2 separate regions of the Mus musculus genome follow, and region 2 is linked to region 1. Evidence: chromatin loops called from intact Hi-C (ENCODE). Cell type or tissue: left cerebral cortex. All regions are shown on one strand. Links, peaks and the distances in the headings refer to the core of each region. The heading gives the core; the rest is flanking DNA. Region 1 holds the start of Ogt (O-linked N-acetylglucosamine (GlcNAc) transferase (UDP-N-acetylglucosamine:polypeptide-N-acetylglucosaminyl transferase)). Region 2 overlaps Taf1 (TATA-box binding protein associated factor 1).

Region 1 (16,023 bases), core at 5,229-13,228:
CTTTTGGGATAGCATTGGAAATGTAAATGAGGAAAATACCTAATAAATAAATAAATATATATATATATATATATATATATATAAAAGATATTAGAATGTCTTAAAAAAAGAAAGAAAAGAAAAGGCAAAACATGTCCTATTAAGTAAAAGGGTAGAGTGGCTGAAAGAAGTAGAGCCCCAGGGCAGAACACGTGCCCTGAGTTTGATCCCTGGTATTACAAATACAAACAAAATAACTATCTTTCAATTGGCATGGTGGCACTTGTCAATAATCCCAGCACATGGGAGCAGGATAATCACAAATTCAAGGTCATTCTCAGTTATATAATCAGTTCAAGGCTAGCTTACACTAAGTGAGAATCAGTCTCAAAAACAGCAAAACAGGACTGGCAGAATGGCTCAATGGTTACTAGCACATGCTGCTCTTCCAGGGGACTGAGTTCAATTCTTAGCAGCCATATAAGGCAGCTATAAATTGTCTAGTATTCCAGGTCCAGGTTATCTGACACCTCCTTCCAGCCTCCAAGAACACTACAGTCATGTCCACAGATATAACACACATACACATAACAGTATTTTAAAAACCAAAGTAAACATAACCATGAAAACCAAATCTAGACATTCATTCATGTGCATACATACATGTAATAAATATAAGAAAGCTACAATTCTCAAAAAGAATCCATTCAGAACTCTGCATCAGATTCAGCTTTATCTGTCAAATCAAAATAATACTAAGAGAATCACTTTCCTAAACCTGGCTTGTTCTGCCCATCCTTAGTAACTTTCATGAAAACCTTGATTTAATAATATACCTAATACCAAGGAAAATAAATTAAACACATTCAAAGGAGAGATTTAAGCTGGGCCTTCATAGCTGAGTAGAGACTTAACAAAGGAACAGGGTATCAAAGGGAGTTCCAGGACAGCCAGGGCTATACAGAGAAACCCTGTCTCAAAAAAACAAAAACAAAACAAAACAAAAAAAAGGAACAGGGTATCAAAAACAAGGAAAAACCCAGTATGTGTGAAGGTAAAGAAAGAATCAGAAATTATCCCTCCCTAATATAAGTGCTTCCCAATTTTCCTCTTAATGTTCCACCTCTTGGACCCCCTTAACATTCCTCTACATATGTACACATAGAGGAAAACCAGGCCAGTAAGAACCTACAGTGCTTCTCAACTGCCTCTCAAATTAAACTCAAACTCCACAGCTGTGCCGGGCAGCGGTGGCACACGCCTTTAACCCCAGCACTTGGGAGGTAGAGGCAGGTGGATTTCTGAGTTCGAGGCCAGCCTGGTCTACAGAGTGAGTTCCAGGACAGCCAGGGCTACACAGAGAAACCCTGTCTCGAAAAAAAAAAACAAAAAGCAAAAAACAAACTCCACAGCCTCTATTCTTTTTGAGATCTTCCAATCGACTCTGCTCTACTACACTCACTCCTCGTTACTTGACTCGGCACTTGAGCCTGGTGAGTCTACTTACTGTTTACCATCCTACAGAATGCTTAGGTTCTTAGCAGCCTCTCAAGGGAACCTTCTGATTAATACTCTCCAACAATAATCACCCAAGGAGTTTTCATCCTTTTTCTCCTTCATGGGTCAGGTCTGTCTCACATGATAACCCCTCCAGAACACATTCTCCAATCTCTCCCCAAGCTTCGGACACAACAATCGGCACTGGAATATTCCAATGTGACCCTAGCCAAACAACCTTAACAAAAAGCAGAGTGGAGACAAGTAGCAATGAAAGGTTTCCTCACCATTAGCTAGCTAGGACTCTGGCAACAAAAAAAACCAACAGGATACTACTACACAGTGGGATGGCAGCGGCTCTCAGCACAGTGTGTCTACCATCAAAGCAGAAACAGCTTCTCAACAGCTTAGCAACAGCAATTCAGGCTCACAGCTATCACACAAAGAAATGTATGCATAATTTGTAAAGGAATTGCCAAGTACGGGCAATTCTAAGAGAACACCAGAAGAAACAGCACCTTAAAATATGACAAGCTAAAGTTTCAGCAAATCTATTAAGCCATAAAGCATTACAGAAGGCAGTTCCAAATATGAAAAAAAAAATGAAACAGCTCTAACTTCTATAATCAAGTCACAAACTAGCTTTTACCTTGGTTCATCTATAAACTTACAAAAGAAGCACTGCTGAAAACCAGTAAAATGAGCCTGACGCTTTAATTTTTCACTTCTACAGAACCAAAATAACCTGAGTTTCTTTAATTTTCAGACTGTAAACAGCACCACCGATTCCAGCCCATACCAGAGTATCAATGCATAAAGCACAAAGAACACACTGTAAGAAACACTCAAAACCCAGGCAGCACTGAGCTGGTAACGGGCACTTGATACGAAGTTTCATCTAGTTAGGATTAGATATGTGAAAACTTTAAACACAACCACTGTGGTGCATTTCGGTGAGATCCAGAGAGTTCACGGAACCCCACCTTCATTATTATTGTGAAGAACAGCGAAATAAAGAAGCACCTCTCTGTACACTGTTTCATTAATAGGTCAGATATTTAATAACATAAACTATACATAGCATATATTTACAAAGTAGTACGGCTTCCTCTCTCACTTTAATTTTCCCTTCTCAATATAATCCTGTGTTATATTGTCAACAAAGTTAACTGCTCTACCACACAGACAGGCAACGAAAAACCTGAGCCAGGGCCCTAGGGATCTAGCTCTGGTGGAAAAGTTCTTATCTACTGTGCAACAAAGTCCTGGGTTCTATCTACAGTACCACATAAACTGGGTGTGACGCTCGATAATCTCAGCCCTGGGGAAGAGGGCCGGGAGAGCTACCTTGTTCAAGGTCACCCTCAGCTACTTGGTGAGTTGGAGGCCAACCTGACTAACAGAGACCTATTTGAAAGATCCCCTCTCAAAATAAATTAACAGAGTTAACTTAACCAAGATTACAACTATACAAGAGAAGTCAAGCTGAAGTTTACAAAGTCAAGAGGTAAAGGAAAAACAAAACCGTGAAGCTGGGCGTGGTGGCACATGCCTTTGATCCCAGCACTTGGGGGGCAGAGGCAGGCAGATCTCTTGAGATTGAGGCCAGCCTGGTCTACAGAGTGAGTTCCAGGACAGCCAGGGCTACACAGAGAAACCGTGTCTCAAAAAACAAACAAACAAAAAAACCTGATTACTAAAGGAAAAGAATGTACTATCCTGTGACAACTGGGCACACAAGAGAAAGGCTTGTGCCTTAGGAAGAATTAAGTCCAAACCCCACAGGCAACACATTCAAGGTTAGCTGCCTAAAACTAATTACAAATACATTCTAAGTTCAAATATACACTGAATATCTCTGAAAGAACACACGAGAAATTGCTCTAATTATCTCCAAGTCTATGCAATTTCTCACTAGATCAAAAAGCAATGAATAAAAAGTGTTTATTATAATGAACTCACAAATAAAAAAAAAGCGCCATTTAGCTGAACTAAAGGTAGCCACTCAAATGAGTGCTTGCCCTGACTCAAGCTCTATACAGAACATCTAGAAAGTTAAAATAGCATTCCACAGTGATTTTTTAATCTTCTTTTTTGAAATAAAACAATAGAATTTAATTTTCAAAATTAACTTTCAAAATGATTACTAAAAAGTTATTAAGATGAAAAATGATCACAGAGTTTTGGCAAACTACTAAAATAAGCTTCAGTTTCCTAAACTATAAAATTAGAGTCAAGAGGCAGGCTTATATGTCTAATGGTTTCCAGGCTGTGCTCAATGGCTGCTTTGGGGCAAAGAAGGCCCTTTTTAGCTTTCATTTTTCATTCATGTCAACATTTGCTTTGATAATTCAACTTCAAGTTTCAACATCCACTTCTCCATTGCTAGCTAGCTATGTGATCTCAAAAACCTTACATAACCCAAAGCCTACTGGGGATTTTATATTGGCAAAACTAGAAATAATGCCATCCTCACCAAAGGATCATGGTAAAGACTCAGAGGACATTTATCTGAAGCAGCAGTGTCTGAGCTTGTAGAAGACTTTCAATAATGGCAGTTAATCATTAAGCACTTCGAGGGTGATTCCATGCTCAATGTCAACTTAACTCAAGTGCATGCCAAGACCCATCCCCCACCCCTACTACTTACCTCTTAAAAGCTTACAGCCACCTTCCCTTCATTACCATCAACAGTTTCCAGGGCAATTTTTACATCCTGTAGCTTTTTAAATTTTTCTTTTGTTTTGTTTTGTTTTACACACTATATTTTGATCTTTCACAGACTCTAATACTTGTTCTCCACGAAAACACATGTAACTTAGACTTTAAAAAAATTGAAGAGCTAATTCAAAGTCTGGTCTAGATCTGTAATTGTCTTAATTCTATTACTTGTGACTATACTGAGGGGAGGTATTCAGAACGTTTTGTAGTTACTAATATTCTAGCACCTTTAAAAAATTTTATATTACAGATTAAGACCTTTTATCCATCATTCCTAAAAATCAACTAACTGCTATAAATACCCATCAGAATTTATCCAAGTTCATTAAAACAGCACACACACACAAACCCATCACGTATGGGGCTGGAGAGATAGATGGCTCGGCGGGTAAGAACACCGACTGTTCTTCTGAAGGTCCTGAGTTCAAATCCCAGAAACCACATGGTGGCTCACAACCATCTGTAATAAGACCTGACGCCCTCTTCTGGTGTGTCTGAAGACAGCTACAGTGTCCTTAGATATAAAATAAATCTTAAAAAAAAAATCACGGGCTGGTGAGATGGCTCAGTGGGTAGGAGCACCTGACTGCTCTTCCAAAGGTCCAGAGTTCAAATCCCAGCAACCACATGGTGGCTCACAACCATCCATAACAAGATCTGACTCCCTCTTCTGGTGTGTCTGAAGACAGCTACAGTGTACTTACATAAAATAATAAATAAATCTTTAAAAAAAAAAAAAAATCACGTGTGTTAAGTTTTAATTAGCATTAGAAATAACTGGTCAGACTTTTTGGTAAGGATAATTTTTATGCTTTTGTTTTGTTTTGTTTTTTCGAGACAGGGTTTCTCTGTGTAGCCTTGGCTGTCCTGGAACTCACTTTGTAGACCAGGCTGGCCTTGAACTCAGAAATCCGCTTGCCTCTGCCTCCCAAGTGCTGGGATTAAAGGCATGCGCCACCACCGCCCGGCATTTTTATGCTTTTTAACTTCCTAAATAGAATCGATTTTTTTTTGATGTCATGCAGACTAAGTCAAAGCTATTTCATCATTTCAAGTATATAAACATCTCTCTCAACTCTTGACTTTCATGAAAAAAACCCCTATTATCTGAAGTATCAAACGATGCTTGTTTGTTTTCTGGAGTGCTGTGAAAGGAAAGCAACTAATAAACGTTTACTTACAGGATTGTACTGAAGAGCAGAGACATAGGCTTGTACTGCTCCTTCCATGTCACCTGCTGCTACCAAGGCTGCTGCCAGGTTAATATAACCATCAATGAAATCAGGCTTCAGCCGCAAGGCATGTCGATAATGCTCGATTGCTTCCTGCAACTGCCCTCTTTCCTTGTACACATTTCCCAAATTCGAATAGGCTTCTGCTAGAAGGGGATTCTGTTTAATTGCCAAGGTGCTAAAATGAGCAGATCTGGAAAAATAAAAAGTGTTGATGCATGGATATGCATGTCAGAGAAAAGGAGGCATGGCTCATATGCAATGGAAAATCTTGTGCTATGGAACATTATCCTTTAACTAGCAAACAGCAGAAAAAAGTTTGAAAACTAAAACTTTCCTAAGGTTACAGTATCCACATTTCATATAAGAAAGCTGGTTCTTATGTATGAAAATTCTTATTAAAATCTACTACCAAACTGCCACATTGTATAACATCATTAAGATTAAAAATAAAAAGCATATGAGTCTCATTTTCCATTTGTTGGCAAGATTTAAAGACACAACCCTGTTTCAGAAAAAAAAAAGATTTAAAAACACACATCTTCATGTTAAATGTGCCAAAATGATAATTTACTAAGATATCCATAGCACAAATTCTTCTCTTTTCATTAATTCAATTAATTAGCTAAAAGCAACAACAATTTAATAAGGGTATTTCCAATCTGAGCTACATATGCCCCTCCTACCAGAGTCCCTCAAGCTGACAGGTCTGGATGCTCAGATGTACACTAAGAATAATTACCTGAAAAGAATATCCTCAAGTGACAAAATCTGGGGGAAAAGACCCTAGTCATACTGATGATATGTTCACCCCCGCAAAACGGGGGAAAACTAGCAACCAGGCATGTCAAAAGTGAACAAGAGCGCACATGTTGCGTTGGTGGCTCAGATGAAACCCAGCACTGGAAAACTCTGAAGTTCAGATATTTAATTAGCATTTTTAAGCTCAGCACCAAGAGGCAGGTTACCCCGGCATCTCCTACCTGTCCAGCCTTCGACACTGGAAGTGTATAGATGAAAGTAATAAAAGAACACCAGTATTGTCAGGCTCTTGTCTCCAGAGCTGCATGCAGTGTCTCTCAGCTGCCTCAAAATCTCCTGCCTGATATTCTCGATGTGCCAACTCAGCTAACCCTTGGAAGGAAAGCATACGTTTCGTTGGTTCTGGAGAATCATCAAAACATTTGAGGGAAGGAGGGGGGAAAACAAAAGTTAGAAATGCAAACCAAAAAATGTAAAAATATGGTAAATTAAACTTAAAGATGAAAATGCTTGAAACTATGTAAAGCACCAGAGTGTTCTGCATTTTATTTAAAACCCAGTCTACAGAATTGATCTCTTTCAAATCTGCCCATTGTTAATGCTTCCTTTTCTAAACCCCATAGTAATATTGACTTCCAGAAAAGATTCCTTTCTTACATTTTGTACTTTTTCTTACAAATCATAGGAAGATTCACTAAAATCACTAAACTTAGTATACTGACACAAAACATTAAACATGAAATCTGCAGAAGTTACAAGGATTTATTGTCAGAATAACCTATCGCTTAACAATACTTCATCTCACATTTCAAGGTGGAGTGTATTCTAACTCTCTCGGTGTGGGTGGGGACACCAGGTGTCTCTTTAACTCTTTATATTGATGTTTGTGAGTTTTACAGCTTTCTTTTTTAAAAAGAGCCAGCCTAAAGAAACCGGCTGAAAGCCAAAGAGTTACTTTTAAAGCAAGCAGCTGATAAACAAGATGACTTAGCAGTCAAGGGCTAAAGCATTTCATAATGGGTTCGCCAAACATTTTAAACAAAAAACCCAAACGTTGTTCCTCTTCTGGAGAGGACTCAGGAGCCCAAATTAGCTAAATCCCACCCACGCTGCCTTACATTTTCTGCTGTGTTCATGGCTCTCACAGAAGTACTAAGACATTAAAAACAACCCTATTCAATAACCAGGCAACAATCTACAATTGGAAAAGCTTTTAAATGCTGCAATAATATAAAACACGGGATAAAATATAATAAATAACAAAAAATGCTTTTGTTCTGAAGGACTTGATTTAGTTAACATAATAAAAGCCAAAATCCAGGTGCTCGCCTAAGGCTCGGCTGTAAACATTTATCTCCACAATAATTCATTATTAGGAATTCAAGGATAACACTCTAGAGATTAGAATGGGAAACCACAGACCTGGTACTTAATTTTAACCAAGGTCATGGGGACAAGCTCAAATTTGAGCCAGGCTTTCCCATACCAGAGCAATTTCTGCACAGCTAACCACAAAAACAAAGACCAAAAATATTTGTGTCCAAATCTGAGGTTGGAGCTAGAAGATCAACTAGAAAATTACATGTTAGACAAGAACGTAGCACTTTCTAGCTCCTAAATTTAGCACATTACCTATCACTTTCCAAAGTCACATATCTGCTCTTTTAATACTGGAAATGACCATTTCTTCAAATAAAGTTAACAGTCAGAAAAGAGCAAGTTCTTACAAAAACCTACGACAGAATCTTACATTTTTGAAAATCATGATGGGGAAACAGAAAGGTGGAAATCTTGATCCCATTCCCATCTATTAAGGATGAGATACTATTTTAGAGTCATCTATTTATCTCACAATATTCAAAATCGTCAACTAAAACCTAGACACTGAGAAACAATAACCTCTCGGGAACCTTAGAGCTGCAGCCTGGTTCCCCATCCCCTCCCGCCCCAAACAGCCTCAATCTGGAAAGGCAGTTGAAGGACACTCCTACAATTTGGTTGTTTTCTTATTTTCTGTAGCAAAGGCTTGGAGATGCATCGTTGAAAAGAGGCAACCGCTTTGCACTTGTGCAGCTACACTCCAGTTGCTTTACAAACTCTTCAAGCAAGGATGGAAACTTAAAAAAGAAATAATAATGCACACCCTATGGATAAAGAGATACTGGGCTAAAGAATGGGGATGAAAACCCAGAGGCCATGGCGGAGGAATACATAGAGAAAGTAACACAAAGAAAGAGAATTAGGAGGGCGGGCAGGGTGGTCGCCGCCAAGCAACACACCGAGGTGGTTTCTTCCCTGAGGATAAGAAACGACTGTCGGGCTGGCACGTTCGCAGAGGAAGGGTGTGGTTGCAACAAGCAGGGAGGGCTGACCAGGGTAGGAAACTCCGTACTGGGGCAGCGGGTGCAATTGGGTGATGGCTAAGAGAACCCCTGGAAATTTCCAACCTAAATCGGGGCCGCTCAACCCAAGAACACAAGGCGCTGCCCCGGCGGGGTGCGGGCTCAAGTAGCTCTTCTTGGTGCTACTTGGAAGCACACCGAGGAGCCTTCGCTAGTCATGCCTGATGCAAAGTGAGGCTAGGATTACACCGAAATAGCATCCCCGCCCTAGCCTGGCAAAGGAGGACCAAATGTGGCTAAGGGAAAGGGGCTTTGGGGAGGAGGTGGAAGCGCACGGGAGGGAGCGACGGGCTGAAATTGAGGGAGAAAACAGTTGCGACGGGAGACAGAAATTGCAGAGATTCCAATGCAGCCCATTCCAAGACACACTAAGCGCGCACGTGTGCTATAGATTCGTCCCGAGAGAGAAGGCTACAACACTGATGGGATAAAGCAACAACGAAAAAGCCCCCAAAGCAAGCAAAATGCAAGCAAGCAACTAGAGAATGTTTACGAACGGACGGCAGCACCAAACCCGATCAGATAGCAGTAGAACTCGAGAGCTCAGTAATGCCACTGATGTAATGGGGATGGTCAGAGGGAAGTAATGAAAGATACAAGACGGCGCCAGACCCCAAAGGGACGTCTGCCAGAGTAGAATGGGACACTAGTACCTGTACTGTCGGCCACGTTGCCCACGGAAGACGCCATCTGGAGCTTCTTGAGATAGAACAAGGGGTAATTGACTTCTACTGCCGCCACTACTGACAAGAATGGTTCTAGAAGTAGCAGAAAAAAGGCAGCAGCCGTATCAGTGTTTTGAAGGGCTCAGGGGGCGGCACAGAATACTGAACTCGAATCTTAGGAACTCTTGGTAGACATCTACCTCTCACTGTCTTGAAATGGCGGCGAGGGCTCCTCGACCGAAACAACACAAGCCGGAACTACTTTCTGTTATAATCAAGTACCCCGCGGAGGTAGCGCGTAACAAGACTACCGACCAAGTGACTGTAATCAAAGTCATTTGCTCTTACGTAACCTTCCGCCCAAGGTCCATTGCGACAAACATGACTGTAGAGAGCGCATGCGACAACCCTGTCTAGGCAACTCCGGGTTAAGGGCTCCCTATGGGGCAAGAGCCAGCAAGTTTTTAAGAGCAAGGCGGAAGGGCAAAAAACGCCCGTCGATTACTTTTTTTTTTTTTTTTTTTTTTTTTTTTTTTGGCAAGCGCTAAAGTACGAGTCTACTACCTGGTCAGTGATGTCGATGTTAGAATGTCAGAGCGTCTAGAAAAGTTTAATTAACTCCATTCAACAGAAAAGGGTAGTTTACACGACCAACGTGTTAGTTCTAAGCAAGTAAACGCGAATATTTGCGTTTCAGAGACGGGGCTGTTCAAAACAATGGGGGAGCCGGTTCGATTTGAATGCTTTTTGATTCAGACTCCACCCATGAATTTAAGTACTTTGATGAGAAAAACGGACAGTCTCCCTGAGCTGAGTGAACCCAAATGTGTTCGATTTGAACCATATAACCCTAAAATTCAAAATCGTTTGTGAGATTCGGGATGGTAACAGGGTAAATGCTAGGAGTTTGCATGTCAAAAGCAACCACAGAAATGTTAAAGAGGATGCCTTTTTCCTCAAAATTCCTGATCCTGAATTGTGACCTTGTTTCGTCAGAATCATTAAGGACTGCAAATGCCTTGGAGCTTAAGGCAATTCAACAAAGCAAACTGTGTTCCTTTGCCTTCTTCCTAAACCACACAACTACAATGAATTTCCAATTGCCTTCCTTTGACAAAACAGCTCTTTGGATCCTCTTACGGTTTCAAGCCCAGTGTTTGGACATTTTTGTCACATTGTTATTAATTTATATTTCCTGCCTTGTTCCTTGACAGTTTTAAGACACGTCACTAAGTGATTATTACAAGCCACTGGGGACTACAGTTAGCTCTCTTAGAGTCTTTCCGTTTCAAAACTCTTTGATCTAGGAAAAATTAGTGAGCTTGTGTAAAAATGTTTGCTGTCTAGCTCCTTGGTGAAATAAAAAACAAATCCTCAAAGGCTGTTTCAGTTTCTTGAGATTGCCAAACAACCTATGAACTTTGGATTATGAGTGCAGAAAAAGTTGATAATATTGTTCATTTCTTCTGCCCCACAGAACCACAACATGTAGTAAAAAAGAAAGCTTGCCATTCAAACTCTCCTGGATATTGATTGGCCTTATCTTTTCATTTGATACACCTGGCAAGCCCCAAACCCACCAAGTGATCCACCTTTGTTGAAAGAACTCAGCTTTTCCTCATTAAGAAAGGCAACTCAGATTCTACTAGCAGATGTTTAGGCCTTCTTGATTAGTGCGTGATAGTTAATTAAGTAAAAAGTCGTTAAATGTCAGGTCATGCTCCCAGTCGGACAGCTATTTGACTCATAGAAAACTGATCTGGGGTTCCCTCATCTGAAAGGAGTCTCACGCTGCTATGAAAAAATTGGATTGTGAGGCTCATGTAGCTCAGGAAGGAAAACTCCTTCAAGGAATTGGTCCAGGAGCCTCCAATAATAGGATCTTGGAGGTTTGGTTCCAGGGATTTACCAGTCAAGCCTAACTTCTTCAGCCAACAAATTAACATTTACTAAAATCTCTATATCCGAGGCACTGTGGCAAACATAAAATGAAAAAGACAAACTCTTTGCCCTCAAGGAGTTCCAATATGCTTAGGTAGACCCAAAATGCTGCTTAATAAGAATACCGAGGGTTATTTTAATGAAGCCCATTTGATCTATTGTCTGGAAAGGGAACCTCAGACTAGAGGGGGTCTGAAGACAGAGGCTGGTACTGGGCAATGCGGGGAGTGGGGTGCTTCTGTGCTCCTTTCATTTTTTTTCTTCTAGTTACTCTTTTTCTCTTTTCCTTTTTTATGCAGCAATTTGAAATTTGTAGTCCTTTGTAAAATACATCAACTGCTTCCATTCTAATTCCAAACTCCACTACTCTAACACCATTTACCGTGCAACAGTTTCCTATCTATCCTGTAGCATCCCCCTGGAGTCTGTTCATTTAAAGCATCCTTTTTGAAGCAATGCCATGAGCAAGCGCTGGAGATGTGCACCCAGCTGCAGTCACTGGAAGATTGTCCCAAAAGATAAATGAAGCTGAACAGAATGCATTGACACTGCACCGCAGGCTCTCTAGATGCGTGGAGAGAGCCCCTTGGATTCGGTACCCAGTCACAAGAAAGAAAACTGGTCTTGAAATCCTCCCAGAAAGGAAGAAAAAAACTTCCAAAAATATTGTAGTGTATTTATTATTGTTATGGGGGGTGGGGAGTGTGCCACAGTGTGAATGCGACGGTATGCGTGTGGAAGTCAAAGGAAAACTTTGTAGGATTCTCTCCACATTTGGGGACTGAAGGCTCGAACAACAAGCTCCTTTGCCTCCTGAGCCACCTCACTGGCCTCCCCCATTTTTTTTTTTTCTTTTTCAACTTGGAATAAGATTAAAGAAAACCAAACTGGTTTGTGGTCGTATAACCAACATAGCCAGTGAACTTGGGAACTGAGAATTTCTTACTTGGTGGCTGCTGGGCTGAAAACAGTAGCCAGCTGGAAAAACAACAGTGAAAACAGGGAGGAAAAACCAACACAGCTGTAATGTCTAAAGCCTTAGAGATACATTGGGAAACTGCTCTGCAAAACAAAAGCCGAGAGAGGCCTAGGAAGGCACCCTCTGGAGCTCAGCCCAGGGGGAGTACTTTTCCTCTCTGGCGCCAGTAGGCTTTAAAGATTTGAGAAAAATAAAGATATCAGGACTCAAAGGCCAGTTAGGTCCCCCTCCCTCTTTAATCATCACTTGCTTTCTTGATCTATAACCTCTATGATAAGGCACATCAAAATGAAAGGAAAGCTGAACCTGATCTTGGTCCTTAGGGCCTGGAATTTCAGCACTTGGGACGTTGAGGTGATCCTCCTGGCTCCACCCAGGGCTACGTAAATGAGTTCCAGATTAGGCTGCGCTACAATGTGGGATCCTCTTCAAAAAGAGAACAAAACAAAAAGTGAGAAGTCAAAACCTTGATTTGTCCTTCCAATCCCAGTCTACCACGTAATGTTGTCCAAAAAAAGATGTTCACAGTCTACAGCCTGAAACTGTTTACAAAGGGGGGGGGGGAGCGCGGGAGGGGGGAGCAGGGGAGAGAACTAAATAAATCCACTAAGGAGCTCTGGATCTCAAAATAAGAGACTGAGTCTTCTCCTTATGGCTATGAGCCTGTGGTACTATTTTCTGTGTTTATGGATAAGAGGCTATTGTCCGCTCAGTTATCTTCCTGATTCTTCTCAAGTGGGAGTAACTCTTCCCTCAAAAAGAGGATCATGGTATACTTATTTGCACCAACAAGACTTTTCTTGCAGAGCCCTGAAGTGAGTCATGCTATCCCACTAATCTACCTCCCACTACCTCCAATGCAGAATAAGCAAATCCAAAGAGGCTCTGAGGGCTCTCCAGCCCAGAATCTATGCCTGAAAGTAGATCCTAGCCTTTTGGTTTTGATCCTGACTCTGCCTCTTCCTGTGATTTTAGTGGAGAAGGGTGATCACATGATACTGAGAAGCCTTCCAAGGGGCTGAAAGAAACTTGCAAAGAAAAGGATAGGAGTGGGGACAAATCACACTGGAAGACAGACAATAGCTCAGGTGCTAGATCTTTTGTTGTTGTTCTTTCTGGGTGGCTCTAATAAGCATTGTTTTTTGTTTTTGTTTTTGTTTTTGTTTTGTTTTTTGTTTTTTTTGTTTTTCTTGTCCATGGTAAGCACTTCCCAGTAGACTGGAACACTCAAAAGGCAGATTTGGCTGTCATGAACAACCAGATGTAGAAAGACAATTGGTTGATCTAATTGAACATTCAACAAGGGGCTCTAGAAATAGAGCTTTTTGTTATTCAAGACCTACTTTGTTTGAATGTACAATTTCCCCTGTTAGATTGACCAATGCAATATCACCATTCATGTGCTATTTGCATAATGTCCACATACCCTAATAGACTTATTTCCAAATCTACCTTACCGAACAAAGTGAAGGACTTTCTAGCACTGCTGAAAGATTATGGGTGAAAACTCTGCACCCTTCACTTCGTGGTTAAGAAAAAGAGATTGAAGCCGAGGTAACAAACTTTCAGTGCTCTAGAAAGCTTTTGCTGCTGTAACTATTTCAGTTATAGATGTGAAATTTTAATCAATGTATTGAGGGACACATTGCTTTGATGTTTTTGGCTCTTTTTTATTTTTCCTGAGACCTGTTCTCTCTGTGTAGCCCTGACTGTCCTGGAAATCACTCTGTAGACCAGGCTAGCCTGGAACTCCAACTCCCTCTGTCTCCCAAGTGCTGGGAATAAAGGTATGTGCCATCATACCCAGGCAGCTGTTTTGGCTCTTTAAGAAGGAAAGTCTTACAATATTAGAAGTGTAGACTATCCTTCTGGAATGTGCAGAACAAATGATACAGATCACTATATTCTCCTTTAGTTCTCCTAGTCCTCTGCTCCTCTACCATGATTTTTTTTAATTTGTTGAAAGCACATTTCATGGGTATCCAGCCAGAAGTTGAATAAAAATTTTAAACTAAATAAATATTGTCTCTTTTGGCCCTTGGTCTTGCGAAGATCATATGCCCCAGTACAGGGGAATGCCAGGGCCGGGAAGAGAGAGTGGGTGGGTAGGGGAGCAGGATTGGGGAAGGGTATAGGGGGCTTTGGGGATAGCATTTGAAATGTAACTGAAAAAATATCTAATAAAAAATGAAATGTAAAAAAAAAAGTAAACTTTATTCCAAATTGGATATATATATATAAACTCTGTGCGAAAAGAAAACATCCTCTCGGGGAAACTACGAAAGGGGATAACATTTGAAGTGTAAATAAAGAAAATATCCAATAAAAAAAAGAAATAACAACAACAAAAATTCTCTCTTTCCTCTCTCTCTCTCTCTCTCTCTCTCTCTCTCTCTCTCTCTCTCGTTTTTCGAGACAGGGTTTCTCTGTATAGCTATGGCTATCCTGGAACTGGAACTCATTCTGTAGACCAGGCTGGCCTCGAACTCAGAAACCTGCCTGCTTCTGCCTCCCAAGTGCTGGGATTAAAGGCATGTGCCACCACTATCTGGCCAACATTGTCTCTTTTAAGTAGCCATATTTATTTATATATTTTGAGACAGGATTTCTCTATGTAGTCCTTGCTGTGTAGCCCTGATTTGCCTCAAACTCAGAGATCTTCCCAGTACTGAGATTAAAGACTTGTGCCACCATGCCAAGCTATTGTTTGTTTTTGTTTTGGGGGGGAGGGGTTGGTTGTTTGTTTGTTGAGACAGGGTTTTTCTGTGTAGTCCTGGCTATCCTAGAACTAGCTCTGAATATCAATCAGGCTGGCCTTGAACTCAAAGATCTTCCTGCCTCTACCTCCTGAGTGTTTTTAATAAACAGAGCATAGCTGGGCAGTGGTGACACACACTTTTGATGCCAGCACTCAGGAGGCAGAGGCAGGTGGATCTCTGAGTTCAAGGCCAGCCTGGTTTACTGAGTGAGTTCCAGGACAGCCAGAGCTAGACAGAGGAAACCTGTCTTGAAAGACCAAATATTAATTAATTCATTAACTACATTAAATTTAAAAATAAACAGAGAATGTTAGTACTTACTTGTAATCTCAGTACTTAGGAGACAGAGGCAGGAGGATCAGGAGGTCAAGGCCTTCAGGGCCTTCAGCTATGAAGAGTGTTGGAAGCCAGCCTGGGCTACACAGATTCAGTCTCAAAAATAAATAACCCACTTTGAGAAGTTGAACTTCTCTGTACTTTCATTTTCATCTATGTTTTGTGCATTTTTTAAAGTAGCTCTACATTTTTAAATCTTGCCAGTATAAGAAGGATCAATGATTCCAGCAGTAAAGGACAGAGAAGCAGCCAGAATTGCAAGTTCAAGGCCAGCCGGGCCTTCTAGTGAGTTACAGGCCAGCCCTGGTAAGATGTCATCTCAAACGATATTATTTTAAATGTATGCCAACAAAGGAGCTAATGTTGCCTTTTCTGCGTTAAACTGAAACAAATGAGCCCATCACAGAACAACAACATGAATTGCCCCCCAAGAAACTTTACCTAGGGGTTCAGAAGACTGTGCCTACAGCCCAGCCACTCTACAGGCCGAGACAATGATGGAGGGGGATTCCAGGCTAGCCTGAGCTGTGGTGCATGCCTTTAGTCCCTACACACAGAGGGCAAAAGCAGGCTCTGAGAGTTCAAGGGGGAAACCTGGTCTATATAGCAAGTGTCAGGTAATCCTGGGCTACGCAATGAGAGTGTTTCGAAAGGGGTGGTGGTGGTGGTAAGGGTGGCATCAAGGAGATGGCTCAGGGGTTAAGAACTTGTACTGCTTTTCCGGGAGACCGGAACTCAATTCCCAGCACC
Region 2 (16,023 bases), core at 3,993-11,992, 60 kb after region 1:
GCCAGCTTGGCTTACATAGTTCTAGGCCAGCTAGGGAGGGTTACATAGTGAGACCTTCTCACAATAAAAAATGAATGAAAGAATGAATAAAATTAAGATAAATGAACAGCTAGTCAATGTTCAAATTACAGGCCCACACCACCATGACTAGTTGATGTTTTCTTAGCAACTGAACCCAGAGCATTATGTATGGTAGGCAAAAACTCTACCAAAGATACATCTCCAGCTCCTATATGCATTTTCCTATGGTAAGTTATATCTCAATGAAAACATTTAAAAAACTAATGCACAACATGCACTATAAGATTTCAGATAAAAACCCAATGGTTGATGTTTCATAAAATTTAAAAGATAGGTTAATGGCCAGGCATTGTAGCACATGCCTTTAATCCAAGAATTTAGGAGGCAGAGGGAGAAAGAGATATAGTATGTTTCAGGCAATCTAAAGCTACACGGTGAGACCATGTCTAAAAAAACAAAAACAAAAACAAAAATAAAAATAAAAAATGGCAAGAGAGAGTATATACTGGTCTATTAAAATAGAGTTGCTACTAGCCACACAAACACCCCAATTTGCTCTTTCCTGACTCCTATTTAACCACTGCTGATTTCCATTTGCTTTTTTTTGTTTGTTTGTTTGTTTTGTTTTGTTTTGTTTTTTCGAGACAGGGTTTCTCTGTATAGCCCTGGCTGTCCTGGAACTTACTTTGTAGACCAGGCTGGCCTCAAACTCAGAAATCCACCTGCCTCTGCCTCCCAAGTGCTGGGATTAAAGGCGTGTGCCACCACGCCCGGCTGGATTTCCATTTTTTTTTTTTTTTTTTTTTTTTTGGTTTTTCGAGACAGGGTTTCTCTGTATAGCCCTGGCTGTCCTGGAACTCACTCTGTAGACCAGGCTGGCCTCGAACTCAGAAATCCGCCTGCCTCTGCCTCCCGAGTGCTGGGATTAAAGGTGTGCGCCACCATGCCCGGCTGGATTTCCATTTTTATAAGTACAAATGTTCTAGAAATAGCAGCTCCACTTTTTGTTTGTTTGTTTTTGCCAAGCAATTTTCATAGGTTATAGCTCTGAGGAATTTTATTACAAAACATGTTCATAAGTAGACTAATGGACTTAAAATTCATCAGATTACAGCTCCACTTTTTATCTTTCATTTATTATTTTGAGACAGGGTCTCTGTATATAGTCCAGGTTGGCCTTGGAATTTATAGACATCTGCCTGCCTCTGCCTCCTGAGTGCTGAGATTACAGGCGTGTGCTACCACGCCCAGTTTATGTGGTGCTGGGTATTGATCCCAGGTCTTTCTTTATTCTAGAAAAGTTCTCTGAAATATATTCCCAGACAATAAGAAAAGCTTTCACAGATGTAATCCATGAAATTTACCTATTAGCCGGGCGTGGTAGGGCACGCCTTTAATCCCAGCACTCGGGAGGCAGAGGCAGGCGGATTTCTGAGTTCAAGGCCAGCCTGGTCTACAGAGTGAGTTCCAGGACAGCCAGGGCTATACAGAGAAACCCTGTCTCGAAAAACCAAAAAAAAAAAAAAAAAAAAAAAAAAAGAAAAAAGAAATTTACCTATTGCTTACCATGATATAATAATAAAAGTATACCATTTTGGGGGAGGAAGACTAGAGATAGAGCTTAGTAGGATAGTTTACCTATCACACACAAGGCCCTGGGTTTAGTCTCTAGCACCACAAAAAGTATACCATACATACCTGTAAAGCTTTCTAGCCATAACTACTATAATTATTATAAGCCATTACACGGATAACAAAGGCCTTTTCAGGGGCTGGGGAGAGGGCTCAACAGGTAAGAGCATTTGTTCTTGTAGAGGATTCCTAGGCATTTTCCAACACTCACATGGTGGTCCACAACCATCTTTAACTCCAGTTCCAGAAGATCCGACACCCTCTCTGACCTCCTTGGGAACCAGGCATAGCATGTGATATAGAGACATATACAGCACAAAACATTCATACAAATAAAATAAGCTAAAAGATGAGTCATTTTCAAGTAAAACATCCCCTAAGCATACATAATCTATTCTAAAATATGTGAAATGGAGCCACACATGATAGCGCCTTCATCTCAGCGCTGGGGAGGATAAAGCAGCAGATCATCAACTCCAGGCTAACCTGGACTATAGTTAAATTTGAGGCTGGCATGTAACAGTTAGAGACCTTCTATCTTATATCCAAAATCTAAAGGTTAGAGATAGCTCAGTAGTTAAGAATGCTTTCTGCTCTTACGGAGAACCCCAGTTCTGATCTAAGTGCCCACATCAGGTGGCTCATAGTCACTTGTTTTAGGAGATCCAATGTCCTCTTTTGGCCCCTAAGGGTACCCATATTCATTTTCTCTTCTCTCTCTCTCTCTCTCTCTCTCTCTCTCTCTCTCTCTCTCTCTCTCTCATATACATACCAGAAACATGAATAAAAACAGTTTTTAAAACTTTAGAAAAAAATCAGACAGTGTTGGGAATATATTTTGATGGTAGAGTACTTTCCTGGCATGTGCAAAGCTCTAGGTTCTATCTTTACTACCCCCCCACACACAAAATATGCAAAATAAAATAAAATAAAATTCACTGAGCAGTGGTGGCATACGCCTTTAATCCCAGAACTTGGGAGACAGGCAGGCATATCTGTGTGGGTTTGAGGCCACAGTCTCAGAGCAAGTTCTAGGACAAGCTAGGGCTACACAGAGAAACACTGTCTCAAAAAACAAAACGGATGATGAGGATGTATCCTTATGCCAGGCACAAATAAACCAAAAAGAGAGCTTAAGCCAATCACTAAAATATTAAGGACATACATGATTAAGAACAGTGTAGTGGCACTGACCTTTTATCTAAGTACTACAGAGGCTAAGGCAGGAGGCCAGTACAACTTGTAACACCAAGATACTGTCTCACCTAGCCTCACCCCCAACATATACAAAGTACAGCTATAGCTTGTTTCTGGATTTTTGATCTCCTAGTTTTGGTTTTTGTTTGTTTGTGTTTTTAAAGACAGGATTTCTCTGTAGCCTGGCTCCTGGAACTTGCTCTAAAGACCAGGCCTCAAACTCAGAAGCCCACCTGCCTCTTCCTCCCAAGTGCATGTACCGCTATGCCTACCTTGTTTTTTTGTTTTGTTTTTTTTTGTCTTTGTTTTTTTATCTCCTAGTTCTAATCAATCAGTAGTTTGATATTCAAAATATTGACAGAAAGGAGACTACATGCAAAGGTTCTCAGGCAAGCCATGCATGGTGGCTTAAGCCTGTAATTTCAGCACTTTGGGAGATTGAGGCAGGATAATTACAAGTTCTTGCCCAGCCTATAAAGCAAGACACTTGCCCCTGTTCCCCAAGACAGGGTTTCCCTGTATAGCCCTGGCTTTCCTGGAACTCACTCTACAGAACAGTTTGGCCTTGAACTCAGAGAACCACCTGCCCCTACCTCTAGGTGTACACCACCGCCACCCAGTGAGACTCTGACTTAATCAAAATTTATTGTAGATCCAGAATGCTGGCTCAGTGCTTAAGAGCACTTACTCTGCAATCATGAAGACTAGAGTCAGATCCCAGTATATGCATAATACTCTGAGCATTCCCCAGATTTGAGCAGAACAGACACAGGAGTACTGCTGGGGCTTGCTGGCGTCATGCCTAGCAAGACCAGGTTGCAGGTTCAGGAGGAGAACCTGCCTCAAAGGAAGATGCAGAGAATGAGAGAAAAGGATATCAAATCCCTTCTAGCCTGTGTCTGTACATAAGCAGATGAACAAGCTTCATGTGGTGGTTATGTAATGATACAGACAAATCAAAGCTACAGAGAGGCTACAGACCTCCTTAAAATGAACTAATATAACACCAGTTTCTGTATACTGGCTCTTATGCCTACAAGGACATGGACTAGAAATTCAGCCTTTAGTGTTTTTCAGTTTGAACATATAAACACAGATCAAATTCTTAACATGCCAATTTTAATATGAAGGCAATTAGTTTTACACGTTTGTAGTGTTTCTCTCTGGAAATCATTTTGAAAACATCTCTTCCTACTTCCTTTGAAAGCAATACCTCTAAAGAAATATTCACTAATAAATAATGCCTCTAGAATATAAAAAGAAAATTACAAATGCTATCCCTTGCTTATGTTTTTATCACAGGCTATCTGTAACTGCTGCTGGTTTTAGACAACCTATGTTCACAAGTTTGTTTCCAGATATTTAATTCCATTTTGTTACTATGTAAGAAAATTAGCATTTAAGTCTTTATAATGAAATATGCTAGAGTTGGGTAAACCACTGTTAAGTATATACACATACCCAGACATTTTTCTTACTGTTATCTTAGCAGCAATTCTTGAATGAAGAAGTAATGAAGCAAAGAGATTCACAAACATCCTGAACAAAATTCTGTATGTATCTTTTTTCTGGGTAGAATAAAATTATCCCAAGGTCTACATCCACCTCCATAAACCTAAAAATACACTAGGAACTTACTAAAAGTATGCTGACGAGCTGTAGGGAAAAAAAGATAGACATACAAAGGTAATGGGGCCTCTCTGGGAACAAAGTGTTGAGGCTGCTGGGAGGGAGAATTAAACAGAAATAGAATTCCAGTTTCCTAGACCTTACAAGGAAACACACACAAACACACTAGTTGTTTCCAGAATGGTGCCATAATTACCAGGAAAGGTAAATTAATATAAATTATCATTCTACCCAACAGATTAAGTTACTTACTAGCAAAGAAGAAGAAGAAAAGAAAAAGTAGAAGAAGAAGGAGGAGAAGGAAGAGAGAGAGAGGAAGAGGAGGAGGAAAAGAAAAAGAAAAAGAAAAAGAAGAAGAAAGAAAACCTGTGAGTATATTTCACTTTTTTATTAAATCATGGCCAGAGGGACCGAAACTGTCTTACTGAAAAAAAATGTATTTACTCAGAGTTTACCCAATTAAATAAGGATTTGCAGAGCTTAGAGAATCATGTTCTTTTTTTTTTTTTTTTTTTTTTAAAGATTTATTTATTTATTATATGTAAGTACATTGTAGCTGTCTTCAGACACTCCAGAAGAGGGAATCAGATCTCGTTACAGATGGTTGTGAGCCACCATGTGGTTGCTGGGATTTGAACTCTGGACCTTCGGAAGAGCAGTCGGGTGCTCTTACCCACTGAGCCATCTCACCAGCCCGAATCATGTTCTTAAATAGTAGAAATTTAATGACTGCTTTAGGAAAACAGAATGTTATTTAAGATTTAAAAAAAGTCTTTTTTTTTGTTGTTTTGTTTTTCGAGACAGGGTTTCTCTGTATAGTTCTGGCTGTCCTGGAACTCACTTTGTAGACCAGGCTGGCCTCAAACTCAGAAATCTGCCTGCCTCTGCCTCCCGAGTGCTGGGATTAAAGGTGTGGGCCACCACGCCCAGTTAGAACAATTCTTTTTTCCTGTATTTGCAGTGATGTAACAAGAAGCAAACAAGCATTATTACTGCCAGATAGCTGTAAAATTACAAAGACAACTACCTGTTCACTAAGTAAACAGCTTTGCTATCACTCCTAGGCTTACAGTTCCCTTAATGCTATTTCTACCATACTAGAGATAACCCTCTCCTATAAGTATCACACTCATACATGAAGAAAACAATACCAACACTTAGGAAGCAGAGGCTCACCTGTCTACATAATCATTTCTTCAATTGATTAAGCTGAATGTAGTAGCATATGCTTTTAATTACAGCATGCAGGAGGCAGAAGCATGTAGGTCTTCATGAGTTTAAGGCCAGCCAAGACTACAAAGTGAGACCCTGTCTTCAACAAACAAAATGGCATTTTTTTTTTTAAAAAAAGAGGCTATTATGACCTAGGTTTGTTTTTATTGTTGGAGACAAGGTCCTACATATAGCCCTTGCTGGCCTGGAACTCAAGAGCTCCTCAGTGCTCTTAACCATCTCACCAGCCCCTTAAACACTAAAATAGGTATAGTGGCTACATAGGGTAGCTACATAGGCTACTCCAGGCTAGCCAGGGCTATACAATGAGATAGAATTCACTATGTAACTCTAGCTGGTCTGGCCTGGAACACACCATCATGCTGGCCTCAAACTCTCAGAGATCTGCCTACCTCTGCTTATAGTGTGTTGGGATTAAAGTTATGCTGCCATCCAAAATTATGCCCAGCCCAAACTTCAAATTTCAATAACGCATACAGTACTACAAAAGTGTATTTAAGGAACCACTGATAAAGAGTGACAAGGAATGCTCATTGAGCCTTTATTCAATAAGTAATGAAACACTTCGAAACCCAACTCCCTAGACCTGATTTTAGCAGCTTTCTTATACTTGAGATGGACTTCTTCCTTGTCATTCTACAGCACCACCTCACTTTCCAGGCGCTGTGCCCTTTGGCCCATTGGCCTTTCTTTCTAATATTTATTTTATAAGGCCCGAGAGGTGGCTCAATAGTTAAGAACACTGGATGCTCTTGCAGAGGACCAGCATCCACATGATCTCTTTCCTCCCTTCCTTCCTCCCCACCTCTCTCTCTAGCCCAGAGAATCTGATGTCCTCTCTGGCCTTTGTAGATACTGCATGCACATGTTACACAGACATGTAGTCATGATTTTTTAAAAAGAACAATTTTAAGCAGGTGGTTGGAGGCATAAATCTTTGTCTAGAATACTGTCATCAAGAAAGAGATGGTAGTTGAAATATATGAGTAAGAATATTCAGCAAGGAGACTAAAAAGGCATGAAAAGGTTTAAAAGGGAAGACATCTGTCATCACAGTACAGTTTCAAAGAAGTGACTAACTCTTGGAGTAAGATTAAGATAAGGACTATAAATGGCCTATTATCAAGGGGAATTATGTGATCTTGTTCACTTAGGATATACTTGGCACAGTAGAAGCTATATTGGAGTAAAAAGCTGGATACAGAGGCATAAAACTGTACAATCCTAGCACTGAGGAACTTGAGGAAGATGACCAATTTGAGGTTAGCCTGAGCAACATAGCAAGACTATCTCAAAAGCAAAATCAAAAAGCTCTTTTTGAAACATGAATGGGAAATGAAAAGATGGAGAAATACTGCATATTCAAAGAAACATGGCTATCATTAAAGCAGAATGAAAATTTTAAATTCTATGGAAATAGTCTTGTATATAATGTGGCATATATGAAGGAGTTAAAATGAAATGAAAACTGGATAATGGGATGGGTTTTTTTGTTTTGTTTTTGTTTTTTTCAAGACAGGGTTTCTCTGTGTAGCCCTGGCTGACCTGGAACTCACTTTGTAGACCAGGCTGGCCTCGAACTCAGAAATCCACCTGCCTCTGCCTCCGGAGTGCTGGGATAAAAGGCGTGTGCCACCAACACCCGGCTGCATCTCAAAAAAAAAAAAAGCCCTAAAACAAAAGTCAGTGCAAAACTTCATGTTAAATAGTTTATATCTCCATTCTATTGAGACATATCCTAGACAATCTCTAACATTGTCTCTTTGAAGTTTGCTTTTGAGATAGGGTCTCACTATGTAATTCTGGCTGGCCTAGAACTCTATGTAGAACTCAAAAAGACTTGTGATCTAATTGTCTTTGCTTCCTGAGTGCTAGAATTAACAGTGTGAGTCACCACACTTGGCCCACAAGGCTTTCCTTGTATAGTCCAACTGTAATGTCCCACTTAAAACACAAACACACAGAGCATTTTATAAAGGTATCAGTCATGGTCCAATTATGAAGTATCAATTTTGCTTTCTTACTATCTATATAATATCTCTCTCTCTCTCTCTCTCTCTCTCTCTCTCTCTCTCTCTCTCTCTCTCTCTCTCTCTCTCTCTGTTATTCGAGACAATATCTTCTGTGTAGCCCTGGCTGTCCTCAAACTCACAGAGGTTTATCTGCTTCTGCCTCCCCAGTGCTGGGATCAAAGGCATGTACCACCATTGCCCATATCGTTTTGGTTTTTGTGAAACAGAGTCTCTCTTTGGAGCCCTGGCTATCCTAGGACTTACCATGTAGACCAACTAGGCTATCCTTGAACTCACTGCCTGCCATTGTCTCCTGAGTGCTAGGGTTAAAGGCATGTGTAACCATGCCAGGCCTTTTTTGCTGCTGCTTCTTAACTGTCCAGGCTATTAAGTTTTGTTTTTCAACATGGGAACTGTTAAGAGTTTCTTTACTAGTCTCCAAATCTCATTCCCCTCCACTTTATTATTTGATAACTTCCCAAATGGTATTTACTAAAACTCTATCCCTCTCCTCTCCACTGGTTTAGTGTGACTTACTTGGCCTTTGAACGTCAGTTATATTCCCCTTGTTTTTTTTTTTTTTTAAAGATTTATTTATTTATTATATGTAAGTACACTGTAGCTGTCTTTAGACACACCAGAAGAGGGAGTCAGATCTCATTACGGATGGTTGTGAGCCACCATGTGGTTGCTGGGATTTGAACTTCTGACCTTCGGAAGAGCAGTCGGGTGCTCTTACCCACTGAGCCATCTCACCAGCCCCTCCCCTTGTTTTTTATAGTCAAACCTAGCCATCACCCTATACTCAAGCCAAACTTACTTGTACTTTTCCATCTATTTGGCTATCTGGAACTTCATCATCCTTTTCCTCTTCACTATTGTTCAGCATAGAAGATGCTCAGAAATTAACCATGATAGTGAGCATCCCTTAAGACTCAGTTAAAAAACAAATTCCTGAGGCTAGAAAGATGACTCAAATGGTTAAGAACATTTGCTGCTCTTGAAAGACCTGACTTCAGTTTCCAGCATCCATGTCAGGCACCTCACATTCACTTCTAACTCCAGCTCTAGGGGATCTCATGCTCCCTTCTGGCCTCCTCACATGCACACCGACACATAATTAAAATATAAATATTACAGGGTTTTTTTTGTTGGTTTGTTTCAAGACAGGATTTCTCTGTTTAACTGAGCCCTGGCTGTTCTGGACTCACTATATAGACCAGGCTGGCCTCGAATTCACAGAGACCCATCTTCTTCTGTCTTCCACACACCTGGCCATTTAAAACGTTTTTAAATTATAATAATTTTTTGGATTGAGTGTGGTGGCAGAAGACAGGCCAGTCTCTATGAGGTCTACATAGTGAGTTCCAGGCCAGGCAGGGCTACAGAGTGAGATTCTTGTCTCAAAAATTTAAAAATAAATAAATAAATAAATAAATAAATAAAATAAATAAATGTCTTAGCCATGCTTGGTGCCCCACAAACATGAGAGGTGAGAGCAGGAAGATGAACTCATGTGTAGAGCAGGTTCAAGGTCAGCCTATAATACATGAGACCATGTCTCAAAAACAAAAAATCTTTAACTTTTACTAATTTATGAAGTTTTTCCTAGCCCTCAGATTAGAGTATTGTTTTTCCAGTAACGCCTTTTGTATACCTTTCTATTTATAGCCCTTGTCAAGATGTGTTTTGTTTATATCAACTGAAGTATAAAGTACTTGAACACAGAGACCATCCTTATTATCAGAAGTTAAAGCAGCTAGCAAAGTGTTTAGCACACATTATTCCATTGGTTCAGGTGCTGAGCAAAATTACATACAGCAAAGTTTGCCATGGTCTATATAGCCAGCTACACACTTCAGCCTCAGCTCCATAGAACTTTGGGATATAGCTTTTCAAAGCTTATAGAAACACAGTGATGACTCAAAGGACAGGGAACATCCATTTGATTTTCATTAATGCCTCATTTTCCTATGCTTTACACGATTTCAAAAGAAAGGATAGACTGATTTCCATGATTCTTTAATAGTGATCCTTACAGAACACACACTAAAATATATACCTACTTTAAAAACTGAGCAGATTAAATGGTTCAGCCCTGAACCTGACAATCTAGGTTCGAACCCACATGGTGGAAACAGAGAACCAATTCTCTGAGTTGTCCCCTAACCTCCAAAAGCACACAAGGATAGCACAAATACATAAATGTAGAAACAAAATTTTAAAAAAGTAAACTAAGTTACTTGATTTAGCTATCACTGCTCAAACCTGCTTAAGCCTTAAAATTTTAGTAATGTAAATTAATGTTGGATACATAAAACTCATGATAGAGGAAAAAACATAAATACCCACCATTGTACTTAACACTGTTGGCCAGAATCAGGTTTACGTCGTCTAGAAAGCTCTCTCGACTCTGGTATTTGTGCTTGGAGATATTCTATGATAAAAACAGGCACTCAGCTACACATACAAAAATATTATAAAAAGCCACTGATCATAAAAAAAAAATCACTCACCTTACGTATAGTCTCCAAATCCATTGGACTGACAATCACTTTGTAATAATCTGGAACAAATTTCTTATTAACTGGGTGATGAAATGGCCAAGACTAGTAAAAAGAAAGCACAGGAAGTCAAGTGAAAACCATTACTTATAACAAAGAGGTCCAATTTTCATTGAGTTATAAATATTTCTGATGAAAAGTATAGACTCGTTCCACAAAAATATGAATCTGCACGCAAAATTATAATTTCAGGATCTCACTAAGGATTCTTACATCCAGATAAAGTGAGAATCCCTCCTCTAAACTTACAACTAAAATCTTATTTCTGTGTTAAAGACTAAGTTTTGCAAACTAGAATAAAATTGCTTATTCCACAGTTCTATCTTGAAAAAATTTTAATACTGTAGACATAGATCATTATGACTATATGCAACAGAAAATTTAATTCAGAATTTCTGGGGGGACCAATATATAAAATGGTCCACAGAACTAGTATGATAAATGATAGCCTTACCATAAAATGTTGAAAAAAAAAGAACAATTAAACAAAAAAGGGACAACAACATTGAGTAATTGTTGTGGGGTTTTTTTGTTTTTTGTTTTTTTTTTTTGTGAACAGGCTAGATGGCTAAGTGGGTAGAGGTGATTACCAACAAGCCCACTGACCGGAATTTAATTCCTGGAACCCACAGGTTAGAAGGGAAGCCTAACAATTCTGCAAGGGGTTTAAAAAAAAAAAAAGACAGGGTCCTACTGTGTAGCCCTGGCTTGCCTTAAATTCAGAGGTCCACTTGCTTTTTGCCTCTCAAGTGCTGGGATGAAAGGTTGTACCACTACACTCTACCAAGTTGTTGTTTTTTGTTTTTTTAAGATTTATTTATTTTGCTATCTTCAGACACTGCAGAAGACAGCATCAGATGCCCATTACAGATGGTTGTGGGCCACCATGTGGTTGCTGGGATTTGAACTCAGAACCTCTGGAAGAGCAGTTAGTGCTCGTAACTGCTGGGCCATCTCTCCAGCCTATACCAAGTTGTTTTGACCACACACAAAACATGATTTATGCTTCCCCCCACAACATGCACAAATAAATAAATGCAATAAAAATGTTGAAAGTGTTATTTGTAGATGAGCATTTCTAAATCAAGAATCTACTATTAGTTGACAGCTTTGCTCTCCCAGGCTATTCAAGAGTGTAGAAATACTCAATACTGACATTAGGAAGTAAGAATATAGCCGGGCAGTGGTGGTACATGCCTTTAATCCCAGTAGTTGGGAGGCAGAGGCAGGTAGATTTCTGAGTTCTTCCGAGTTCGAGGCCACCTGGTCTACAGAATGAGTTCCAGGACAGCCAGGGCTATACAGAGAAACCCTGTCTCAAAAACAAACAAAACAAAACCAAATCTCTTAATATTCAAAGACACTTGGCATCTTTACTTTTACACAATAATAAATTCACATAGCAAAAGGTTGATAATTTAAATTACATCCCAGTTCCTATGGATATCCATCGCCCCATTTATCTTAATCTCTTAATATACACATGCTTACTCTATGCACTTCTTTCCATCCTCTCAATATTTGGCATGAAAATTACTTACATCTGGAACTGCCATCATTTTCTGAGTGACAATGTTATCCAGAATAAAAGAAAAGGCTACTTGATCATCATCGTCAAGCAAGGGGTTGATAGCTTTCTCTAAACGTGCCAACTTATCCTCTTTCTGAAATAAAGCAAAAAAAAAAAAAAAAAAAAGAAAGCAGTTTTCATGAAGTATGATATTCACAGAAAACTAAAGATAATTTAAAGTCTAGCTAGCTGTCTATGGCTTTAGTCCCCAAAAGTTTATCTACTAAATTATCTAAATTATCTACTATCCGGTTTCAGGTCAACCTAGATAAATGATACTTTGGCTAAAGGATCACGAAGGAACATGTCAGCAAATCCCATATTCTACATCCCATGCTTATATAATACCAAGAATAGAAAGGTCAAGACATCACCAGTTTAGCTACAACATTTTTGGCAAATTTGGCTTTTATAACATTGTCTTTTTTACATAAAATGAATGCCAAGAATACAGAACTACATTACCACTAGTTAATGGTTTTTCTAACAGGGTATGTATCCTATGCAACCCAGGTTGACTTGACATTAATATATAACCACAGCCTGATTAGTGACTCTTTTAAGGAAACTTAATTAAACAAATTCACTTCAGTCTGTGTACTACAAAAATCTCTTATGTTCTCATTGACTTATCCTCTGTGTTCTCACTGTCTGAATCCTTAATTCTTAAAGCCAGCTCTCAAGACACAGCGAGTTCTAAGCCAGCCTGAGCTAGATAAGGCAGTCAGTATCTCATTGTTTTGCTGGGATGGCAGCGAGCTGCAATGTAAGCTACAGGAGATCTCCTGGGAAGCCATTTTCCATCATTCTTTCTAGAGTTACTAGGTTCTGGATTTTATATCCTGCATGATTACAGAGCAAGGGATTTTCTTCTTTGGATTTGGCTTTCCAGTCTATAGAAGACAGTGCTATATAATTTCTAAATCCCTACCCCTCAAATACATCAATATTTGTCATTCCCTTGGGTACTGTTCCTTCTGTTAAATACACTAGTTCCTAAACTCCACTATTCTTCACCTTCATATACCACACAGCATTTATTTTTTAAAAACCTTATTTATTTTGAGTCTTGAGTCAAAGCCTTAGCTTAGGCTCTTCCTGAACTCAATATGTAGCTGAGTATGATGTTACGATCCTGATCCTCCTGTCTCCAACTCCCAAGTGCTAGGATTCTAGGTGAGTGTCACTATGCCCACTACTTTGTCTTATCTTTCATTCTTACCTCTTTGAGTTTTTCATCGCAGAGATCCAGCATGGATTGAGAAATCTGAGTCAGTGAGTGCTTTGGTCCTACAGAGGAATAAGAAATAGACATTATAAAGCAAAGTTGCCACATGTTTCCAACACTTCATACATTTACTAAAGAACCTAAAAGGTCCCAGGCACCAGCTTAGTAACTGAGGTAGATATAGCAGTCTTTTTCTTTTTTATGTTTCTAAGACAAAGTCTCATTTATCCCAGGCTGGTCTTGAACTCACTATGTAGCTGAGAATGACCTTCAACTTCAGATCCTTCCACCTTCACCTCCTTGGGATTACAGGTAGGTGCACAAGGTAAAGACACTACCAGTCTTTACTCCATTTTTCAGTGCCTAATATAGCAATGGGTAGTCAATATGAATGAATTTTTTTAACTGTTCTTTATTTGTGACCATATTCTCTTGGATTACAGCTGCTTTTTTTGTTTGTTTGTTTTTTGAGACAGGGTCTCATTATGTAGCTCTGGCTAGCCAGGAACTATCTATGTAGCAAGGCTAGTCTCAAAACTTAAGAGATTCACTTGCCTCTCTCTGTCTCCCTAGTACTGGGAGTAAAGGCATGATCCAGCTTTATTGCTGCTTTCAACATGCTGAAAATTATTCTGCGGATGGAGAACAATGTGGTTAAGAATGGTAGAGAGACCAACAAACGCCGGGCGTGGTGGTGACGCCTTTAATCCCAGCACTCGGGAGGCAGAGGCAGGAGGATTTCTGAGTTTGAGGTCAGCCTGGTCTACAGAGTGAGTTCCAGGACAGCCAGGGCTACACAAAGAAACCCCGTCTTGAAAAAAACCACCCCCCCCAAAAAAAACCAAAACAGAGACCAATGAACATCTTTTTTTTTTCTGCTTAGTAAACAGATTTTCAGCATAAAGACTATTATTTCAGTTTCCCAGAAATCCTCACCAAGAGCTTCAGAAAATTCTTGAACTAAGCGACCACTCTTGTACATCCTCTTCTTATAGCTGCTTCATTTAAGCTCATCTTTGGAACAGTTAAAACATTTTGAGCTGGGAGTTGGGACACATACCTATCAATCACAGCACTTGAGATGCTTCAACCATAGGACTAGGAGATCCAGGGTAGCCTAAACTATATAATGAAACCATCTCAAACTTAAAAAGAAACCCCCAAAACATTTTTATCTAACTAGGATTTCTTTTTCTTCTTTTCTTTTTGTTTTTATAAAACAGGGTTTCTCTGAGCAGCCTTGGTTGTCCTGGAACTTACTATGTAGACCAGACTAATCTCAAATTCCTCCCAAGTGCTGGGATTAAAGCCTGACCCACCAGCACCCAGCTCTAATTCGAATATCTGGCCACTTCTTTTCAGTATCATTTACTAGATTATTTTCCTCCATCTAATTCTTGTTAGTGACCCCTAGGGCCTGAGCCTCAGCCCTAATATTTATTTCAGCTTTTGATTATTCATTCAAATGTTTTATACCTTGTCTAAGACAAGGTCAATGATGGGAATATAAGGACAATTAATAGTTCCATTATAGAAAGATCTTGGATTAGTCAAAGAAAATTACTTGAAAAGAAATCACTGCAGGACAGTGTAATCCTATCAGATATCTATAACTGAAATGATATAGTAAGAAAAATCTATAATAAATAAGACTCACCACAAACTGACAGATTGTTAAATTCAATGAGTAGGTACACTAAAGTTTATTCGTCTTAGTTTCTATAAAAGTTTTTTTAAAAAGCCTATCAGCATAAATGAAATACACTGATTGCATATGAACCATATTCTATTTCCCTGTATATCTAATCTGATAACTGGAAACCAAGACTGGTGATACAGGCTGGTAATTTTAGCTACTCAGGACGCTGAGACATAGGTTGCAAGTTTAAATTCAAGCTGGACTACAAGAAAAGTTCAAGGCTAGCCTGTGCAACTTAGCAAGGCCTCATTCCAAAATAAAAACTAAAAGGGAGGCTGGCCTATAGCTAAAAGGTAGAGTAGTTGCCTAGCATGCTGGAGGTTCTGGGCTCAATCTTTAGTATATTAAAAAAGAAAGCAAAAATTCTGCTTTGGGGGGCAGTAGGGAAGGCTTGTTCTAACATTTAGTTAGTCATTAAAGAATAGAAGTTCAACAGGCATACAATAGGAAAGACATTCCAGAGAGAAGGAACAAAGACACAGAAGTAATTAATCAAATTCATATAAACATGCTGCAGTGCATTTCATCAGGGCCACAATTAGTTTTGATACACACACATATATATATAGGATGTGAACTTCAACAATAGGAAGAATTAAAGCAAAAACACTATTTGAAAACTGTTGCAAGAGGTTAAACAAGAGATAGCAAGGGCTCCAATTAACCAAGTAGCAAGGGTAACAAAAAGGAAAGGGACAAGTTAAAAAATGCAGATAGTATAGTTTAGAGGACTTTGCTATGAGTGTGAGAAAAGGTGTATGGTATCAATTGTGACTAAAATTTCTAGGTTGTATAACTAGGCAGCCAGCAAAACTATTTATCTACATAGGCAATCAGATAATGAATTGCTAGTAGGACAAGAACTGTCATGTCTAGCAAATACCTGGAAACAAAGCTATGAAGCCTTGAATTGATGGAGACAAAAGATAGGGGCATCAGTGGACATATAGGAGCTGAAGTAGTAAGAAAAGAATAAGAGCCAGAGAGACGGCTCGGTGAAGTGTGTACTGCTCTTGCAGTCCAATTCCCAGTATCTACATCAGGTAGCTCACTTATAACTCTAGTTTCAGGGTGATCCAAAGCCTCCGGTCTCTACTTGCAATCACGTACATACACCCAAACACATACACATAAAAGTAAAAAATGCTATATAAAATACTCCTGGAAAGGAGAGAAGAGAGCATCAAGAAGGAAAAGGTGGGTAATATCCTAAGTACATGCAGACTCTCACTGTCATT

The links. A loop is a pair of places that touch in the nucleus more often than their neighbours do. Peaks named below come from ENCODE experiments on the same cell type or tissue, not always from the same donor. Only the 100,000 strongest peaks of a DNase experiment are listed, where the experiment ranks them.
Region 2: it touches region 1 in a loop (2.5-fold over the local background); 2 of 42 quality-filtered maps call a loop at or near these places.

The regions. Positions count from the first base shown.
Region 1 is chrX:101,633,546-101,649,568 of GRCm38, reverse strand. It overlaps Ogt (O-linked N-acetylglucosamine (GlcNAc) transferase (UDP-N-acetylglucosamine:polypeptide-N-acetylglucosaminyl transferase)), which reads right to left and starts at 9,518. Exons shown (of 22, transcript NM_139144.4): 1 at 9,247-9,518; 2 at 6,413-6,593; 3 at 5,379-5,622. The coding sequence starts at 9,283. In left cerebral cortex, for the core only: no CTCF peak of the experiment used is centred there; DNase peaks (open chromatin) are centred at 9,563, 9,950, 12,586, 13,008 and 5 more places; H3K4me3 peaks cover 4,315 bases; H3K27ac peaks cover 3,168 bases.
Region 2 is chrX:101,572,510-101,588,532 of GRCm38, reverse strand. Taf1 (TATA-box binding protein associated factor 1) reads right to left here. Exons shown (of 39, transcript NM_001290729.1): 29 at 13,081-13,148; 30 at 11,830-11,952; 31 at 10,241-10,333; 32 at 10,077-10,161. Among named protein-coding and RNA genes, the nearest start is that of Taf1, 48 kb to the right of the region's middle. In left cerebral cortex, for the core only: no CTCF peak of the experiment used is centred there; DNase peaks (open chromatin) are centred at 4,520 and 7,578.